Linked DNA regions of Homo sapiens: all the other regions are linked to region 2. The links are chromatin contacts, found by Hi-C or POLR2A ChIA-PET in ENCODE. All regions are on one chromosome and are shown on one strand. Each heading gives the region's core, a stretch centred on a gene start or an enhancer-like site at or near the end of the contact. The rest is flanking DNA. Distances are from core to core; before and after follow the strand shown. Region 1 holds the start of GIPR (gastric inhibitory polypeptide receptor). Region 2 holds the start of ARHGAP35 (Rho GTPase activating protein 35). Region 3 holds the start of FOSB (FosB proto-oncogene, AP-1 transcription factor subunit).

Region 1 (2,829 bases), core at 330-2,829, 1.2 Mb before region 2:
CTGGGTGACAGAGTGAGACCCTGTCTAGAAAAAATAATAAATAAAATGAATTAAAATAAATGAATAAATAAATAAATAAAAGTTGAGGCTGGGTGTGATGGCACATCCCTGTAGTCCCAGCACTTTGGGAGGCCGAGGCAGGAGGATTGCTTGAGGCCAAGAGTTGGAGACCAGCATGGCCAACATGGTGAAACCCCATCTCTACTAAAAATACAAAAATTTTAGCTGGGTGTGGTGGCACACACCTGTAGTCCCAGCTACTCGGGAGGCTGAGGCAGGAGAATCTCCTGAACCCTGGAGGCGGAGGTTGAAGTGAGCCAAGATGGCGCCACTGCACTCCATCCTGGGTGACAGAGTGAGACCCTGTCTCAAAAAAAAAAAAGTTGAAATTATTTTTTAATAAAATGGTGGGGCATGGTGGCTCATGCCCATAGTCCCAGCTAGTCAAGAGGCTGAGTTAAGAGGATCCCTTGAGCCCAGGAAGTGGAGGCTGCAGTGAGCTATAATTGTTCCAGTGCACTCCACTCTCATAAATAAATAAATAAATAAAATGTAAAAAGGATTGTATGGGCCGGGTGTGGTGGCTGTCGCCTGTAATCCCACCACTTTGGAAGGCCAAGACATGTGGAACACCTGAGGTCAGGAGTTTGAGACCAGCCTGGGCAACATGGTGAAACACCGTCTCTACTAAAAATACAAAAATTAGTCGGTTGTGGTGGTGTGTGCCTGGAATCCCAGCTACTTGGGAGGCTGCGGTGGGAGAATTGCTTGAACCCAGGAGGCGGAGGTTGCAGTGAGCTGAGATCATGCTTCTGTACTCCAGCCTCAGCAACAGAGGAAGACTCTGTCTCAAAAAAAAAAAATTCTATGTCTGCGAGTAACCACACAACTGCATACTGCGTATATTTATTTCATGACAATCCTTCCTTGAACCCCTGCTCTTAACGATTTTGGGGACCCAGTGGTGACCCAGATGTCCTGGCTCTACCCTCCTGGGCCACACAGGCTAGCAGGGCAACAGTGTTTGTGATGAAACCCGGTGATTGCGTGAATGTGTGGGTGATTGACAGTGTTGTTGGAACTGTGAGACACTGTGAGCGTTACTGTGTGTGTGCAGGAGTCCATAGCCCTGGGTACATGACTGTGTGTCACAGTGGATGACTGTCCACCTGTGAGTGAGAGACTGTGGCTGTCTGGGTGTGACCATGGGACTGTATGGGTGTGACTGAATGTGTGACTGTGTGAGTAACAGCTTGTGAGGTTCTGTGACTGTGCCTTTCCATGGCTCAGCCTATGGGATTGTGTGTGACACTGCATGTTTGATTGAGTGACTGAGGCTCTGGGAATGAGTGGCGGTGGGGGCGGGTACCTGTGGGTGGGACAGCATGAGAGATTGTACACACTTGGTGCAGGGGTCCTCAGGACGATAAGGACAATTCAGTAACTGCCCTCCCTCATGACCTTGATGACTGCCCCCTGCTCGGCTCTCTGCCCCAGAGCTCCCCGCTTCCGTTCCCTGTCCCGCCTTGGCCCCGCCCCCTCCCATCACCCCGGGCTGCCAGCGCCTGTCACCTCTCCCAGAGCCGAGACAAGGCAGTTGGAGGCAGCGGTGGCAGGGGCTGCAGGAGCAAGTGACCAGGAGCAGGACTGGGGACAGGTGAGGGCTCCCCAATCCCAGCCCATTCTCCCTGCCCCCCCTTGACCTCTCAAGTCTCTGGCACTCTCCCTCTCTGCTTCTCTGCCCTGCCTTTGTCTCTCTGTCTCTGTGCCCACCACCATCTCTGCTCATCTCTGTCTCTTGATGTCTCTGTCTGCGTGTTTCCATCTCTGGTTAGCTGCTAGATAACTTCTCTTTCCCCTGCTCTGTCTCCCTCCACGTCTCTGCCTCTTCTTTGTCTCCTAGCCCACATCTGCGTCTCTTTCTCTGTTTGTTTTTCTCTGGTCTCTGGCTGGGGGTCTCATTCTGTCCCTCCGTCTCTGCGCCTCTCAGTCTTTACATTTCTGTCTCTTGTGTCTGTGACGCCGTTGTCTGTCCTTCTGAGGCTCGACCTGAGATCCTCTCTGCTTCCGTCTTTCTCTACGTGGAGCCGCGGGGGCGCGGGTGAGTGGGTGTCGGGCGTTAGACCGATTTCCAGGCATCTGCACATCTAACCCCGGATCTGTCGCTTCTCTAGTCCCTAAGTATTTGGATGCTGGGAAAGGGTTGTTCCACTTACTCTGGGCTTTATCTACCCCCAGCGGGGAAAGTTTTGTAAGGTCAGGTTCCTATGTGTGCTAGAAAACCCTTTGGGCTTGGAGAGTGGGAGCTCGGATGGGCGTTTCAAGTTCTCCACCAGGCTGTGGGAACTCAGATGGGCGTTTCAAGTACCCCACTAGGGGGTACTGAAAACCTTCAAGTTTTTCAGTTCCCCATAGAAAAGGGGTCTAGGCTGACGGTTTCTACCCCCTCCTCTCCAAGGCGGTCCCCGGGTTCCCAGGAGTCTGTAGGTCCAGACTTCGGTGACACTGACACTTCCGCCCAGCGTAGCTCTAGGGCAACCGCCCGCTCAGCAAACACCCCCCCCTTCCACCTTTGCTGCCCCAACAACAGTCAGGGGAGGCCGGGGAATCACTTAAGGGGCCCCGCCCACCACCGGAGTTCCACCCACTCCGCGTGCCTCTCCCTCCCCCCAGATCATCACGCCTGGGAGTTGCGGGAGCGGGTGCGCTGCCTCGGAGTCCCGCGTGTATACGGCTCCCCAGCCGTCTGCCCCTGTGTGTGAATCCCTGAGGCGGGGTGACGCTGGGGTTGGAGTAGGAGGGCAGAGGTGCTGACCTTGCCCTGGGACC
Region 2 (3,022 bases), core at 241-2,740:
GCTGGGATTACAGGCATGAGCCACCGCGCCTGGCCCTAAAAGTGCTACATTAAAAAAAAAAAAAAAGTCAATGGAAACATCCTTTAATATAAAAATCTTTATTAATGGAATAAACAAGCCCCTGTAATTTTATTTATCAACGCTTACAGAGCGCTTACTATGTATGCAATGCATGATTTCAAGAGCTTTGCAAAATATAATCTATTTAATTTTCACAGCAGCCCTACGAGAGAGGTACGATTATTATCCCATTTTATAGATGAAGAGACTGATGGCAGAAATGCCAAATGTAATAGGAAACAGCCTTTCTTCATGCATTCCACAAATATTGGCTCGGCGCCCGGGAAGCTCATCTTCCACGATCTGTACTTCCGGAGGAGTCCCAGAGGAACACCTCCTCAGTTCAGAGGAGTCAAGGGTTACAGCGGTGCCCTCTCCCATCACTACTCTTTTCCCTTCAGGCGCCCTAATTGACATTCGATTTGTAGCCATTTGCACAATGCTAAGTGACAGGCTTGGGCTGCACACAGGACCAGGCCGTCTTCCCTCTCCTGGGGATCAGTCGTTCACAGAACCAAAAACAAGTTGCATGGACGCGCGCGTTGGCTGCAGATTTTCTTCACAGCCAGGAGAAAGAGCACGCGCTCTCCAGCCCCGCCTCTTCTTCCGGGACGACGAATTGCGGGGCTCGGATTGGGCTGAGGCGGGCCACGCCTCCTCATATCCTCCAATCAACTCCCTCTCTGGTGCGCTCCCTCCTTCTCAGCCCCGCCCCACCGCCCCACGTTACGTCGCTCCTTCTGGCCTCCTCCGTTATCCCGGCGGCTGCGGCTCGCGCGGCAAACCCACCTCCCATTGCTTCCCATTGGCTGGTCAGGTCCCGCGCGAGCGGGATCGCGCCCTTCGCCCCCCACCCCCAAAACCGGGCCATGCCTCTCTCCTTCGGCTTTCTCCAGGAGCCAGCGCGAGGCAGTAGATCGGCTGCTTGAGACGCGCGCGCAGCTCCTGCGGACCACTCCCTCCGCCCTGCGCCAGCAGCTGCGCCGGCTGGCAGCCCCCCGCGCACGCGCGCTCGCCCATCCCGCTCCCTCTGCTCGTTTGCAAGTCGCCTCGCGCTCAGTCGCGACGGCGGCCGCCGCAATAGCGGCATTTTCGGGGGCGCACGCGCACTGCACCGTCCGCGGCCGTTCCTAACCTCAGGCAGCGGCTGTGGCAGTAAGCCCCTCGGGTGCGCACGCGCTCTGACCTCTTCCCACTGCCTCGCTGGTTGTCCCTTCGCGGCGCGCGCCCAGGGGCCGTTATACCCCTGCAACGGTCCACGCGCCGCGCACGCGCAGTAGCGAGGGGGCGCGCGCGCGGGAGCGGCCGTCGCAGGAAGGAGGTGCCGCCGCTGCCGCCATTGCGAGGGAGGGAGGGAGGGAGGGAGTGAGCGAGGCTGGTCCGCCCTCCCCCTGGTTGCCGCCCCTCCCCCCTTCCCCTCCCCGCCCCCCGCCCCGAGGGAGAGCCGCGGCGCGGCGGCAGGAGGAGGTGGAGGAGGCGGAGGAGGGAACCCGCGAGGGAGGGTCCGCCCGGCCCCCCGCCGCCGGAGCCGCCGCCGCCGCCTCAGCCGCCGCTGGACTAGGAGCAGGGGAACATGGCGCCGGGGCCCCCGTCGTTGCTGCCGGGATTTTGGAGGCCGGGGCCGCGCTGAGGGCGCCCAGCTGGTGAGTGCGCGAGCTCACGGGCCCCGGGCGGCGAGGCCGGGCGCCGCCCCGCTGCGGGGTCCAGGGGGAGGCGGGGACGGCGGGGCCCGGAGCCCGCGAACAATGGAGGAGCTGGAGGGGGAGGGGAGGAGCGGCCCCCCCCCCAGCCCCCCGGGCCCCGCCGTCCCCGTCGCTTCGCGCGTCGGCCCGGCCCGTGGGGCCCTCCTGCCCTTTGGACCTGCCCCTGCCCGCCCCAGCCCTGCTGTCCCCGCCGCCGCCCCCATCCCCGACCCGTTGGGATCTCGGTGTCTGCCTCGGAGCCTACCCGACTTCAGCCAACCGGTTCCCAATTCTGCGCCCCCCTTCCCCCTTCCACCCCTCCATAATGCCCTTCGCTCCTCCCGGGCTCTGCAGTGCTCCTGGGACCCATCTTCTCCTCATTGACCATTCTGCATCTCTTAATTGTGGCTCCCACTTTTGAGATCCGTGACGCTTCTCCCTCTTCTCGATTCTGCTCTCACCACCCTTCAGATCTGTCCTCGGCCCCTTCTTTGACCTACCTTCTGTGCTATTATTCCTGTCTCAGAATCTGTTGCACCCTGGGAGCTGTCCCTTTAGGACCTGCGGTTCCAACCCTTTGGAGATCCATCTGAGACCCCTGTTCGGCCAGGCACTGCTGCCCCAGGTCTTCCCCTTGGACTGAATCCCGTTCCCTCGTGGGCCCTACTACCCGCATTTCTTGTCTGCCCTCTCGCAGAGCCTGCTGCACCCCGGGATGCCCCTCGGCTGGCTTTCTGACCCTTCCGTGCCCCAGCTCATTCCCCTGATCCCCTCGGACTTGGCTGCACCGTGCTTGCCTGTTCCCCTTCTCAGCTCTTGTTCCCGTTTACCATTCAGACCCTTTCCTCTCTTCCAGACCTTTCTGCCTCTCAGCTCTGCCCCTTGCCCGACCTCAGATCTTGCTGCGCTCCCCTCACCTGCTTGCTTCTGACTCTGCCTTCCCGGGAAGCAGCCTCCTCCCCCTTCTCTGACTCTGCAGGTCTCCCATTTCTGCTATTCACTTAAATGATGTATCCCTAACTCAGACTGCCTTCAGTTTCAGCCCGTGTTCTCTTGGAGGTTTCCTCTCTTCCCCACCTCCTTTTTGGCACTCCTCTGAGCTACTGCATTCATTTGCTTCTCCTTTCTTTGGCCTGTCTCTCCTTCAGTTCTCTGCCTGAAAACTGCTTCCTGTCCCCTCTTTGCTCCAATTCCTCTCCTCCCCGTTTTAGCCCTTAGACATGCCCTTTAACCTCACTATACCTCTGATACCTCCCGGGCTGGTCACCCATCCCCTTCCT
Region 3 (2,782 bases), core at 7-2,506, 1.4 Mb before region 2:
ATCATTTAAAAAAACCCCAGACACAGGTTTTTCAGGGAGTTTCATCCAACCAGGCAGGTCTCAGAAATCAGAAAAGAAATGGAAAGGGTAGGAAATCTGGAGTTTGACAATTCTGAGTTTGAATTTCTTGTGATGGGATCTTGGGCAAGTCATTTAACCTCCCTGAGTATCATTTTTTTCTTTTATAAAATGAAGATTTTTCTCTCTTAACCTTCCAGAGCTGTTTTAAGGATTACAAATCTTCTACTGAAAGGCGTAGCACAGGAGCTGTGCTTGGCAAGTGCCAAATACAAGGCATTAATTATTATTATTAGAATTAATAATAATATCCCCTCCCTCTTACACATTCTTTGTCTCCGGGTGGATTAAAAGGTGGAAGGAGAGGCTACCAACACCATCAGAAGAGAGGCTTCTCTCTAAGTTTCATTTCCCATCTCCTCCAAATCCGCATCCCTCCCAAACGCCGGACCTGTAAGGCCAGCAGGGTCCAAGACACACATCCTTTGCCCAGCGGGGAAGATTAAAGCTAAAGCTCAGAGAGGGAAAACATTTCCTAAGCTCGCACAGCGAATCAGGACAGAAACCAGGACGAGCCTCGGAATCCCTCCATTACCTCCACTTTCACCTGAGCATCACAGCCCGCTCGGGACTCAGTTTCCCCACCTACGTGACCACACCACACTAATCAGGGTCTCCTTTTGGAGATCTGCTCTTCTTCTCGAATGGGGGCGCTGCACCATCGGTAGAACAGGGTAGGTGGGGGCGCCAGAGGTGAAGGGGACCTGCAGGCTGGGGTCTTCCCCGCCCGGGTCAGCGGGGTCCCTGCGGGGCTAGTCTAAGCGCCTATTATTACCAGCCCCCGGGGCGGCGTTGCACTGCGCAGGCGCGGGCGGGGCGCGGGCGCGCGCGCGAGCGAGCGAGGGATTCCCTCTGACGTCATTGCTAGGATACCAAACAAACACTCCGCCGCGCCGGCCGAGCTCCTTATATGGCTAATTGCGTCACAGGAACTCCGGGAAGGCGGGGCCGGGATCCCCTCCCGCCGAGTGGCCCGGAACGCAACCCCCGAGACCCCCAGGGCCCCGAGGGTCATGCAAGTGACCAGATCGAGTCTAGAACAGACCTCTTGCTGGACAGTGCGGGACTCGATTTGGCGGGGCCGGAGATTTGGGGAAGTTTGTCCAGCAAGGGGCGGGTGACGTAAGCAGGGGGGCGGGTCCCGGGCATATAAATACAGGCTGGCGGGTCTGTGCTTCATTCATAAGACTCAGAGCTACGGCCACGGCAGGGACACGCGGAACCAAGACTTGGAAACTTGATTGTTGTGGTTCTTCTTGGGGGTTATGAAATTTCATTAATCTTTTTTTTTCCGGGGAGAAAGTTTTTGGAAAGATTCTTCCAGATATTTCTTCATTTTCTTTTGGAGGACCGACTTACTTTTTTTGGTCTTCTTTATTACTCCCCTCCCCCCGTGGGACCCGCCGGACGCGTGGAGGAGACCGTAGCTGAAGCTGATTCTGTACAGCGGGACAGCGCTTTCTGCCCCTGGGGGAGCAACCCCTCCCTCGCCCCTGGGTCCTACGGAGCCTGCACTTTCAAGAGGTACAGCGGCATCCTGTGGGGGCCTGGGCACCGCAGGAAGACTGCACAGAAACTTTGCCATTGTTGGAACGGGACGTTGCTCCTTCCCCGAGCTTCCCCGGACAGCGTACTTTGAGGACTCGCTCAGCTCACCGGGGACTCCCACGGCTCACCCCGGACTTGCACCTTACTTCCCCAACCCGGCCATAGCCTTGGCTTCCCGGCGACCTCAGCGTGGTCACAGGGGCCCCCCTGTGCCCAGGGAAATGTTTCAGGCTTTCCCCGGAGACTACGACTCCGGCTCCCGGTGCAGCTCCTCACCCTCTGCCGAGTCTCAATATCTGTCTTCGGTGGACTCCTTCGGCAGTCCACCCACCGCCGCCGCCTCCCAGGTAAGTTTTTGATAGTAGGGGTGCTGCTTTGTAGGTTTTATTTTTTAAGTCAAGGGTGAAAAGAATAAACCCCAACCCCCACAAAAAGGCGCATCAGAACCCTAGATCTGAGATGGAAAAGGCTCACAGCGCACTTTGCAAACTGCAAAGAGTCGGGAGATGTTTGCAATTGGTTGCGTGCGTGGAGCGCAAGGAGGGAACGCGGCAGGGAGGGTAGGCTTTGGGGCGAGGTGGGGGTGGGGTGGGTAATGCGCTGCTCAATGCAACGTGTATGCGGTAGCGGGGCTGAGAACTTTGAGCCGGCCCCGGGACTGCCCCCTGCTCGGGTCCCAGACCTGAAGCTAGCGCAGTTAGGCAGGTGGGGGAAATCCCGGGGAAGCTTCCAGCAGTCTCTTTTCCTTTCCTCCTCCTTCGGAGCGCCCACTTCGGTGCCGGGTCGCCCTCCACCCATCGGGAAGAGGGGCCTCGAACCCTCAGCCGCGCTGCCTCCGCCTCCTGCGCGGAGACGTAACGGGGGACCCGTGCGTAACGGCTGACGCGCTGGAATCCTCCGTCTGACGCGGGGCACGCACGGCGCGCGGCGCCCCCTTCGTCCGCCCCGCCCCTGACGTCCCGGGAGCGTTCTATTTTGGAACGCCGGGGCCACGTTGCTAAGGGAGGGGGCAGCCCGGCGTTTCGATTGGCCGCCGGGGCGCACGCCTTGGCCAATCAGCTTTCCCTTCCTATTTGTAGGGTGCATTTTCCTTCCCCCCTCTCTGTCCCCGGAACCCGTGGTTCCTTGGCGGCTGGGTCTCTTTTCGGCGCCTCTA

What was found. Hi-C counts contacts between places; a loop is a spot of excess contacts on that map. ChIA-PET counts read pairs that join two places held with the same protein, here RNA polymerase II (POLR2A). Pooled maps may share reads with other maps.
Region 1: a pooled map shows a loop between it and region 2 (4-fold over the local background). The contact joins the promoter of GIPR here to the promoter of ARHGAP35 in region 2. A Hi-C loop is called at or near these places in 1 of 50 pooled maps. POLR2A ChIA-PET finds 5 or more read pairs at or near these places in 3 of 52 experiments (GM12878, OCI-LY7 and WTC11).
Region 3: a pooled map shows a loop between it and region 2 (5-fold over the local background). The contact joins the promoter of FOSB here to the promoter of ARHGAP35 in region 2. A Hi-C loop is called at or near these places in 4 of 50 pooled maps. POLR2A ChIA-PET finds 5 or more read pairs at or near these places in 2 of 52 experiments (GM12878 and WTC11).

Annotation. Positions count from the first base shown.
Region 1 is chr19:45,666,642-45,669,470 of GRCh38, forward strand. GIPR (gastric inhibitory polypeptide receptor) reads left to right here and starts at 1,580. Exons shown (of 14, transcript NM_000164.4): 1 at 1,580-1,657. RefSeq lists a silencer at 1,465-1,624 and an enhancer at 2,005-2,284.
Region 2 is chr19:46,859,507-46,862,528 of GRCh38, forward strand. ARHGAP35 (Rho GTPase activating protein 35) reads left to right here and starts at 1,491. Exons shown (of 7, transcript NM_004491.5): 1 at 1,491-1,703. LOC124904791 (translation initiation factor IF-2-like) reads right to left here. Exons shown (of 4, transcript XM_047439803.1): 3 at 1,551-1,814; 4 at 83-1,390. The coding sequence ends at 719. RefSeq lists a silencer at 1,260-1,799.
Region 3 is chr19:45,466,740-45,469,521 of GRCh38, forward strand. It overlaps FOSB (FosB proto-oncogene, AP-1 transcription factor subunit), which reads left to right and starts at 1,257. Exons shown (of 4, transcript NM_006732.3): 1 at 1,257-1,973. The coding sequence starts at 1,848. RefSeq lists a silencer at 894-1,173 and an enhancer at 1,358-2,259.